2 separate regions of the Homo sapiens genome follow, and region 1 is linked to region 2. A link is an interaction called in ENCODE POLR2A ChIA-PET data of the cell type or tissue named here. Cell type or tissue: GM12878. All regions are shown on one strand.

What was found. ChIA-PET counts read pairs that join two places held together with the same protein. Peaks named below come from ENCODE experiments on the same cell type or tissue, not always from the same donor. Only the 100,000 strongest peaks of a DNase experiment are listed, where the experiment ranks them.
Region 1: POLR2A ChIA-PET joins it to region 2 with 9 read pairs; 2 of 35 experiments call an interaction of 5 or more read pairs at or near these places.

What each region holds. Positions count from the first base shown.
Region 1 is chr5:134,640,567-134,645,566 of GRCh38, reverse strand. No RefSeq gene overlaps it. Among named protein-coding and RNA genes, the nearest start is that of SEC24A, 5.7 kb to the left of the region's middle. In GM12878, no CTCF peak of the experiment used is centred here; a DNase peak (open chromatin) is centred at 2,226; H3K27ac peaks cover 1,978 bases.
Region 2 is chr5:134,024,330-134,029,329 of GRCh38, reverse strand. It overlaps a transcript of VDAC1 not described here. Among named protein-coding and RNA genes, the nearest start is that of VDAC1, 22 kb to the right of the region's middle. In GM12878, a CTCF peak has its summit at 2,569; no DNase peak of the experiment used is centred here; H3K27me3 peaks cover 190 bases.

The DNA.
Region 1 (5,000 bases), 620 kb before region 2:
AGAGATTTTAAAAAGTAGTCTAGTTGGTTAAATCAGGTTAAATCAACATAAATAATTTTCTAATAAGTAAACAATGCTTTCTCTAAAATTTGTTCCACCCCTAAGTTGCTATGTTACTGTTCGTGTCCTCAAAGCAATGATTAAGTATTTCAAATGGTTTTTACACTCTCGGTGTAATCAGCACTACAGTATTGAGGAGAGCTGGGCATGGTGGCTCACGCCTATAATCCCAGGACTTTGGGAGGCCAAGGCAAGTGGATCCCCTAAGCCCAGGAGTTGGAGAACAGCCTGAGGAATATGGCAAAACTCCATCTCTACAAAAACATACAAAAAATTAGCTGGGCATGGTGACGTATGCCTGTAGTCCCAGCTGCTCAGAAGACTAAGATGGGAGGATCGCTTGAGCCTGGGAGGTTGATTGTGCTACTGGACTCCAGCCTAGGCAACAGAGTAAGACCCTGTCTCAGAATACATATATACATATATATAGAGAGAGAGAGACAGAAGAAAAACAGCATTTGTCATCTGCCTAACCTTTGGGATAGTAGGAAGGTAAGTTTAAGTAACTGAGATGGGACAACATATTTTAAAAGTTTTCATATTAAGTATTATCCACACAATATCAAATCATTTGATGACTCATTTAAGTGTGGCCACAGAAATATGAAAAAATTATTGGTGATAGCAATTATAACAATTGCTCTTGGCCAGGCGTTGTGGCTCACGCCTGTATTCCCAACACTTTGGTAGGCCAAGGTGGGTGGATCACTTGAGGTCAGGCATTCGAGAGCAGCCTGGCCAACATGATGAAACTCTGTCTCTACTAAAAATACAAAAATTAGCCAGGCATGGTGACGGGCGCCTGTAATCCCAGCTATTTGGGAGGCTGAGGCAGGGAAAATTGCTGAACCTGGGAGGCAGAGGTTGCAGTGAGCTGAGATCTTGCCACTGCACTCCAGCCTGGGCGACAGAGGGAGACTCTGTCTCAAAAAAAAAAAAAAAATGCTCTTACCAATTGTTATTGATATTTCTTTGTTCAATTACCTGTATGTACACTACACTACTATACATTTTTCTAAACTGATGTCAGTAATATATTCTACTTTTTTATCTTTATTGTCCAGAAAAACAGAATCCTTCTGCCATATATACAACCTTCATAAGGCCATTATATGATTTTCTGCATATTTTCAGAGCCTTCAACCCTAGTTAAGAAAATTGTAGGCCCAGGGCAGTGGCTCACGCCTGTAATCCCAGCGCTTTCGGAGGCCGTGGCGAGCAGATCACAAGGTCAGGAGTTTAAGACCAGCCAGTCCAACATGGTGAAACACCTGTCTCTACTAAAAATACAAAAAATTAGCTGGGCGTGATGGCAGGTGCCTGTAATCCCAGTTACTCGGGAAGCTGAGGCAGAAGAATCATTTGAACCCAGGAGGCAGAAGTTGCAGTGAACCGAGACCACGCCAGTGCACTCCAGCCTGGGCAACAGAGCACAACCCCGTCTGAAAAAAAAAAAAAAAGAAAGAAAGAAAATTGTAAAGAACAAAATAAGTGACAAGAAACTGTTTCAGTAAGGATATAAACATTATACTAAGAATATTCCATTACATTTGATTATTTAGACTCAAAACTGGGAGACAGGCATTTCTAATAAAATTTGCTGATATGCAGAAGTGGACTTAGGCTCACACCAGAGCTCCTTTGCCTGCCTGCTCATGACTGTTGCATTTTCAGGTGATAAATAGGATCAACTTGCTTTACTTTTCAGGAAGGGGTAAATTATTTTGGGTTCTTTAATTATTAAAAATACTGTTCGGCCGGACACAATGGCTCACACCTGTAATCCCAGCACTTTGGGAGGCCAAGGTGGGTAGATCAAGAGATCAGGAGTTTGAGACCAGTCTGGCCAAGATGGTAAAACCCCATCTCTACTATAAATACAAATATTAGCTGGGCATGTTGGCAGTTCCCTGTAATCCCAGCTACTCGGGAGGCTGAGGCAGGAGAATTGCTTGAACCCGGGATGTGGAGGTTGCAGTGAGCTGGAATCGTGCCACTGCACTCCAGCCTGGGGGACAGAGCAAAACTCCGTTAAAAAAAAAAAAAAAAAAAAAAGACCGTTCCATTTCTATTTCAAACAAAGAACAGTTTCAGTTACAAACAGGTTTATAAGAACAACAGTTTTGTTTACTGAAACTCTTTTGGTTCCATTTTAAGAACAGTTCCTTTGGCCTCATTTGCTTCTGACAGGACAGCTGTTTGTATCTGAAGTCAGCAGCTCTGAAGCTACATCACAAGTACATTCATCCCCACCAAGCCTGAAAATCCCATTGCTTTCTTTGAAAACTTCTCATTTTTATGTAGCTCTTACCATTCTTCCTGCCCATTCTGGTTACTTTTCATCATCTTGCACTTGAACTGTTGGGAATGAATCGCCTTCTGGATTGCCTCTAATCCATCCCACATGTTGAATTGAGTTCCTTAACCACTGATTCCATTTTTACTTTCCTATACTCCCAGATCTGTGATTACTCCCTCTGCTTGCTCCATCAAGTTAAAATTTTTCTGCATGACTTTTCTCATCTCAAGCTAAGTAAAATCCAGAGTGCTACCCCGGCCCCACGTGACCTGGCCTTGCTACCTCTTTGACTTCCACACTCCTTCCCACTCACTCCACTCCAGACACATTTGCTATTTCTCTAGCTATTCAAGCACAAGCCTGCCATTACACTTATTTCTGTTACTTGGGATACTCTTCCCCAAGACATCTAGGGAACTCAAACTCACTCCTTTAGGCCCTTGTTCAAATATTACTTTAATTGAAGAGGGCTTCTCTAAATATCCTACCTGACACAGCTCACTCTGTGTTCCTCTTACTCTGCTTATGTTTCTTCATAACACTTATTATTGTTATATATTTGTGTCTTTTTTATTATCTTATTTGATAGAGATGAGGTCTCACCATGTTGCCCAGGCTGCTCCCAAACTCCTGGCCTCAAGTGATCCTCCTGCCTCAGCCTCCCAAAGTGCTGGGGTTATAGGCGTGAGCCACTGACCCTGGCCCTATTCGTGTCTATGTGTCTATGTTTATCTTTTTTCTTTTTTTTTTTTTTTTTGAGATGGAGTCTCGCTCTGTCGCCCAGGCTGGAGTGCAGTGGCGCAATCTTGGCTCACTGCAAGCTCCACCTCCCAGGTTCACACCATTCTCCTGCCTCAGCCTCCCGAGTAGCTGGGACTACAGGCGCCTGCCACCACGCCCGGCTAATTTTTTGTGTTTTTAGTAGGATGGGTTTCACCGTGTTAGCCAGGGTGGTCTTGATCTCCTGACCTTGTGATCCGCCTGCCTCGGCCTCCCAAAGTGCTGGGATTACAGGTGTGAGCCACCGTGCCCAGCCTGTTTATCTTTTTTCAATGGACCATAAGTCTATACATAGCCTGTGAATTCCAAGGTAACCATGTCTGTTTCCCTGTTAGACCGTCAGTGAGTAGAGACCAAGGACTGTGTCTTATTCACACAAGTGTGGGTATTCTCAACACTTGGCTTGGGGCCTCACACTTAACAGGTACAATATTCAGTAAACATTTTTGAAGGAATAAATTTAAAGTGTCTTTATCTTCCAGACTTCTGACAATTTTAATTTTGTTTTCTTTTTTTTTCCTTTTTAGAAACAGGGTCTCACTCTGTCACCTAGACTGGAGTGCAATGGCGTGATTATAGCTCACTGTAGCCTTAACTTCCGGGGCTCAATTATCCTCCCACCTCAGCCTCCTGAGTAGCTGGTACTACAGGTGCACACCACCACACCCACTAATTTGTGTATTTTTTGTAGAGACGGGATTTCACCATGTTACCCAGGCTGGTCTCAAACTCCTGGACTCAAGCAATCAGCCTGCCTCGGCCTCCCAAAGTCCTGGGATTACAGGCATGAACCACCGCCCAAGGCCTATTCTAACTCTTTTGACCCTCATTAATTCATTACTATAAGTTACTATTGCACTTATAGCCTAAACCACATCACTAGCACTTGTTTCTAAACTATGTTGGTCTAAGTTCTTTTTTTTTTTTCACTTGAGTGCTTAGTAATGAGAAGTCTCAAGTTCTTTCAGGTTCTCGACTGTTATGTTATATCGTGATAAGGCCTAATACTGTAGTTGAAGTAGTGCCAGCCCCTGTTCAGGCCCAGCTCACCCGGGAAGGGCTAGAGGTACAGTATCAAATGCCAATTCTTTTTCCTTTTTTCTTTTTGAGACAGAATCTCATTCTGTTACCCAGACTGGAGTGCAATGGCGCGATCTCGGCTCAATGCAACCTCCGCCTTCCAGGTTCAAGCGATTCTCCTGCCTCAGCCTGCAGAGTAGCTGGGACTACAGGCGTGTGCCACCGTGCCCAGCTAATTTTTTTTTTTTTGAGACAGAGTCTCGCTCTGTCACCCATGCTGGAGTGCAGTGGCATAATCGTGGCTCACTGCAACTTCTGTCTCCTGGGTTCAAGCAATTCTCCTACCTCAGCCTCCCGAGTAGCTGGGATTACAGGTGCCCGCCAACACACCCAGCTAATTTTTGCTTTTTTTTTTTTTGACGGAGTCTCACTCTGTCGCCTGGGCTGGAGTGCAGTGGTGCTATCTCAGCTCACTACAACCTCTGCCTCCCGGGTTCAAGCGATTCTTCTGCCTCAGCCTCCCAAGTAGCTGGGATTACAGGCGCCTGTCACTACTCCCACCTAATGTTTTGTATTTTTAGTAGAGACCGGGTTTCACCATGTTGGCCAGGCTGGTCTCAAACTCCTGACCTCGTGATTTACCCGCCTCAGCCTCCCAAAGTGCTGGGATTACAGGCATGAGTGGCTGCCCCCAGCTAATTTTTGTATTTTTAGTAGAGATGGGGTTTCACCATGTTGGCCAGGCTGATCTCGAACTCTTGACCTCAGGCCATCCACCCGCCTTGGCCTCCCAAAGTGTCTTTTTCCATTTCTAAACCCAACTATTTATCTACAGATACCC
Region 2 (5,000 bases):
TTACCCCACATATTTTCTGTAGGTCAGGAGTTCTTGGGTGACTCAGCTGTGCTGTTAGGCACAGAGTCTCTCATGAAGCTGCAATCAAGAGGTTGGTCAGGGGCAGCCATCTGAAGGCTTCGCTGGGGCAGAAGGAGCCTCCTCCAAGGTGGCTCACTCACATGGCTGGCCAGTTGGTGCTAGATGTTAGATGGGCACCCACTTCTGTTTGCCTAGGACTAAGAGGTTCCCTAGGATGTGGGACTTTCAGTGTGAAAACTGGAACTGTCCTAGACAAACCAGAACGATTGGTCACCCTACTGCTGCTAGGAGGGCTCAGTTCCACCCAACATGGGCCTCTTCCAGGGCTGCTTGAGTGTCCTTATGACATGGCCGCCATCTTTTCCTAGGATGAGGGATCCAGGAGAGTGCTGTGGTCCACATTCAAGGACAGGGGAATTAGCAACTGCCTTCTGAAGGGAGGATTGTCAAAGAATATGTGGACATATTTTAAACCTTCCATACTGTCCCATCTGATTGGGCAGATGATACAGGGCCTAGGAATCTGTACTTGGCTGAGGGATCAATGATCCCTGATGTACAGTCACATTTGCCTACCAGTGGTTTGGCTGGCCGCAAGGTCCCTTCCCACTGTGAAATGACGGTCATCCCACCTACCTCAGGAGGCATTCACGGGAGGGAAGGAGGAGGAAGAGCAATGCCAGGCCAGAGGAATTAGTGAGCTGAGCATTGTTAGATGACTGGATGTTCCCTCCCACAGAAGAAATGAACAACAGTTAGAGAACCATTTAGAAAATCCTCAGTGCAATGAAACATTGAACACTGTTATAAATGATGATCACCAAGCCTACATAGCAACATGGAAGAAAAAACTCACAATACAAAATACACACTCAGGGCAGGGTGCAGTGGCTCACACCTGTAATCCCAGCACTTTGGGAGGCCAAGGCAGGCGAATCACCTGAGGTCAGGAGTTCGAGACCAGCCTGGCCAACATGGTGAAACCCTGTCCCTACTAAAAAGACAAAAATTAGCCAGGCATGGTGGCGGGTCCCTGTACTCCCAGCTACTTGGGAGGTGGGGGCAGGAGAATTGCTTGAACCTGGAAGGTGGAGGTTGCAGTGAGCCGAGATGGCACCACTGCACTCCAGCCTGGGCAACAGAGTGAGACTCTGTCTCTAAATAAATAAATAAATAAATATATAAATGTATACACACACTCAAAGGATGGCTAAAATGCTATAGAAATACCTGGACATGGCCAGGCACAGTGGCTCATGCCTGTAATCTCAGCACTTTGGGAGGCCAAGGCAGGCAGATCACCTGAGGTCAGGAGTTTGAGAGCAGCCTGGTCAACATGGTGAAACCCTGTCTGTACTAAAAATACAAAAATTAGCAGGGTATGGTGGTGGGCGCCTGTAATCCCAGCTACTTGGGAGACTGAGGCAGGAGAATCGCTTGAACCTGAGAGGCGGAGGTTGCAGTGAGCCGAGATCACACCACTGCACTCCAGCCCGGGTGACAAGAGCGAGACTCCATCTCAAAAAAAAAAAAAAAAAAAAGTAGGCAAGATCTGGAAATGAATTTATTATACCAAAAATAACAGAGTTGCAGTCATGGTAGGTGGGCAGGGAGAAGATCACGGGTAATTGAAACAAATGAAAGTTAGTGTTGGTTGTGTTGTCTTTTCAATTAATGTGGGTGGCTCGTTCTTCAGACCTTAGCTCAGCAGTCACCTTTTCAGAGGCTTTTCCAATCTTCTTTGTTTAAGTTGGTCCCCTCTGTATTATTCTGTGTCTCAGTCCCTTTTTTGTCCCACCCTGGCACTTGTCACATTTGCAAATACTTTGTCTCTCCCTGCAGCCTGAGCTGCTGGAAGGAAGGCAGGGAGGGGCTGTCGCTCTCTTGTCCCCCATGTTCTCTCCAGGGCCCGGCACAGCGCCTGCACACCTTGCTGCTCGGGAACTGGTCATGAAGCAGTGGGTCTGAGGGAGACCTGCAGGTGAAGGAGGCAACGGGAGCCCCTCTCATGGCTGCTGATGGGGCGGGAGAGGGAGGAGGGCTGGGATCATCCTATCCAGGGGCCCCTGATCCAGGGACGTCTCAGCACTTTGCAGGCCATTGACTCTTGAGAATCTGATTGAATCAGTGTTTCTCAACCTCATCACTGTTGATATCCTGGGCTAGACATTTCTTTATAGGGCGGGGTTGGGGCCTGTCCTGTGTAAGATGCTTAGCATCACCCCTGGCCACCACCTGGCAGGTGCCAGTAGCAACACCTCTTCCCCAAAGCTGTGAAGTTAAAAACATCTCCAGATATTGTCAAATGCCCCTGGGAGTCCAGGGCCAGGTTGCCCTTGGAACTGGGTCAGAAAACCAGCCTAACGCTCTAGTGGGAATGAAATCTTTGCAGCTCAGGCTTAGAAGCATTTCTTCAGCAGCCTCAGTTTCCACATCTGTAAATGAGGGAATCTGATGCCAGTTTCACACAGGGGAAAATCTGTCTTGAGAATTTACCTTTGTGCAGATCCATGCAGGCTTGGGGTGACGGGCTTGGAGAGTGCTGCCACTTGTTGGTGAGTAGGTGGGAGTGCACCCATGGCTCATTAAGCTCCAGTCCACAGGGAGGCAACTTGCCTGCCAGGTGGAATGCAGCTGGCTTGGCTGGTAAAGCCCTGGCTCTAAGACTGGGCCAGGGAAGCCGCAAATAAGGCCAGCTAGGGTGTGTGGCAGCCAGGGGAGTCAGTGGGGATGGGACATTTTTCTATCATTTTGATCAAATGTTTAGTGTTTTTTTTTTTTTTTTTTTTTTTCTGAGACGGAGTCTCGCTCTGTCACCCAGGCTGGAGTGCAGTGGCGTGATCTTGGCTCACTGCAAGCTCCACCTCCCGGGTTCACGCCATTCTCCTGCCTCAGCCTCCCGAGTAGCTGAGACTACAGGCGCCCGCCACCACGCCTGGCTAATTTTTTGTATTTTCAGTAGAGACAGGGTTTCACCGTGTTAGACGGTTAGCCAGGATGGTCTTGATCTTCTGACCTCGTGATCTGCCCACCTCGGCCTCCCAAAGTGCTGGGATTACAGGCGTGAGCCACCACACCCAGCCATTTAGTGATGTTTAAAAAAAGTTGGGCCAACTTTGTTTATTTCCCTCTCCCTTTTCCTGCAGATGCAGAGATCCCTCTCCCTTAGAATCTCTCTAATTCAGGGCTTGGATGTTCGGATTTGCATGAGGGCAGGGAGTGTGAGGGTTGGAATCATGTCTAGCTGCTTGCCCGGCAATGACTCCCCGTGGCCAGACTGGTGGTGATTCCAGGCAACTCCCTCCCCCAGGCCAGGCTCGGTGGAAAAGGCAGAAGGTTGGCACTGCCCATGGCAATCCAAACTCACATCTTTCCCTAAACCTGCCCCTCCTCCAACCCAGTAGAGGCTGGGCCAGACCCTGAGTTCCACAGCTAGAAACATCACCTCCATTTGGGAGGCTGAGGTGGGAGGATCGCTTGAGGCCAGGAGTTCAAGACCAGCCTAGGTAAAATAGTGAGACCCTATTTCTATGAAAAAAAATGAAAAGAAACTTAGCTGGGCATGGTGGTGTGCACCTGTAGTCCCAGCTAGTCGGGAGGCTGAGGTGGGAGGATTGCTTGAGCCCAGGAGTTTGAGGTTGCAGTGAGCAGAGATTGCGCCACTGCACTCCAGCCTGGGTGACAGAGTGAGAACTCAAATAAAAATAAATAAATAAATAAGAGAGAGGGAGAGAGGGAAACATCACCTCCATCACTGAATCCTACTGGCTCTACTTCCTAAATAAGTCCAATTCATCCATTTCCCCCACCCCTACTGCTGCCCTCACCTCAATTTGAGCCTCTGATATGGTCTAGATATTTGTCCCTTCCGAATCTTATGTTGACGTGCGAGTCCCAGTGTTGGAGGTGGGGCCTGGTGGGAGGTGTTTGACTCATGGGGGTGAACCTCTTATGAATGATGAATGGCTTGGTGCCCTCCCTATGGTAAAGAGTTATCATGAGATCTGATTGCTTAAAAGAGACCACAACCTCCTCCCAACCCCATGCTCCCTCTTTCGCCATGTGACGTGCCTGGTCCCCCTTCACCTTCTGCCATGAGTGGAAGCTTCCTGAGGGCCATGCCAGAAGCAGATGCTGGCATCATGCTTCCTGTACTGCCTGCAGACTGTGAGCCAATTAAAGATCTTTTCTTTATAAATTGCCCACCCTCAGGTATTTCTTTATGGCAACACCAAAATGGACTAACACAGCCTCCCTCATCCCACGCCTGGGACAGGGCAGTGGCTTGGCTTCACCATGCTGCTCCATGTGGTGTTGGCTGGGGCCATGCATGTGGCTGCCTTCAGCTGGGAGCTTGGCCAGGGCTGGAATCTTCTAGATGGCTTCACTCACGTGTATGGTAGCTCAGCTGGCTAGGGGGTAGGGGAGTGGGTGCAGAGGCAGCTGAGCCTCTCTCTCCAGCAGAATAATTGGACTTCTTACTACCAGTGTGGGTCTGGGCTATAAGAGCAGAGAACAGAATCTACCTGGCTTCTAAGGTCCAGGCCTAGCACTGGCACAGTGTTCCTGCAACCACATTCCACTGGTTAGAGCAAGCTCTGAGGGCAGCACAGCTGCCCAGTGAAATGTGAGGTGAGTAGACTCCAGCTCTTAAAAAATTTTTATTTTGCTGCAGTCATTTTATTTATTTACTCTTTTTTTTTTTTTAAGTTTCTATCTCTTGATGAGAGAAGTGGTTGGGAGGAATTAGCCAGGTTTTTTTTTTTTTCTTTTTTTTTTTGAGACAGGGTCTCACTCTCTCGCCCAGGCTGGAGTGCAGTGGTGCAAGCTCGGCTCACTGCAACCTCTGCCTCCTAGGTTCAAGCAATTCTCCTGCTTCGGCCTCCCAAGTAGCTGGGACTACAGGTGCCCACCACCACACCTGGCTAATTTTTGTATTTTTTGGTAGAGACAGGGTTTCACCATGTTGACCAGGCTGC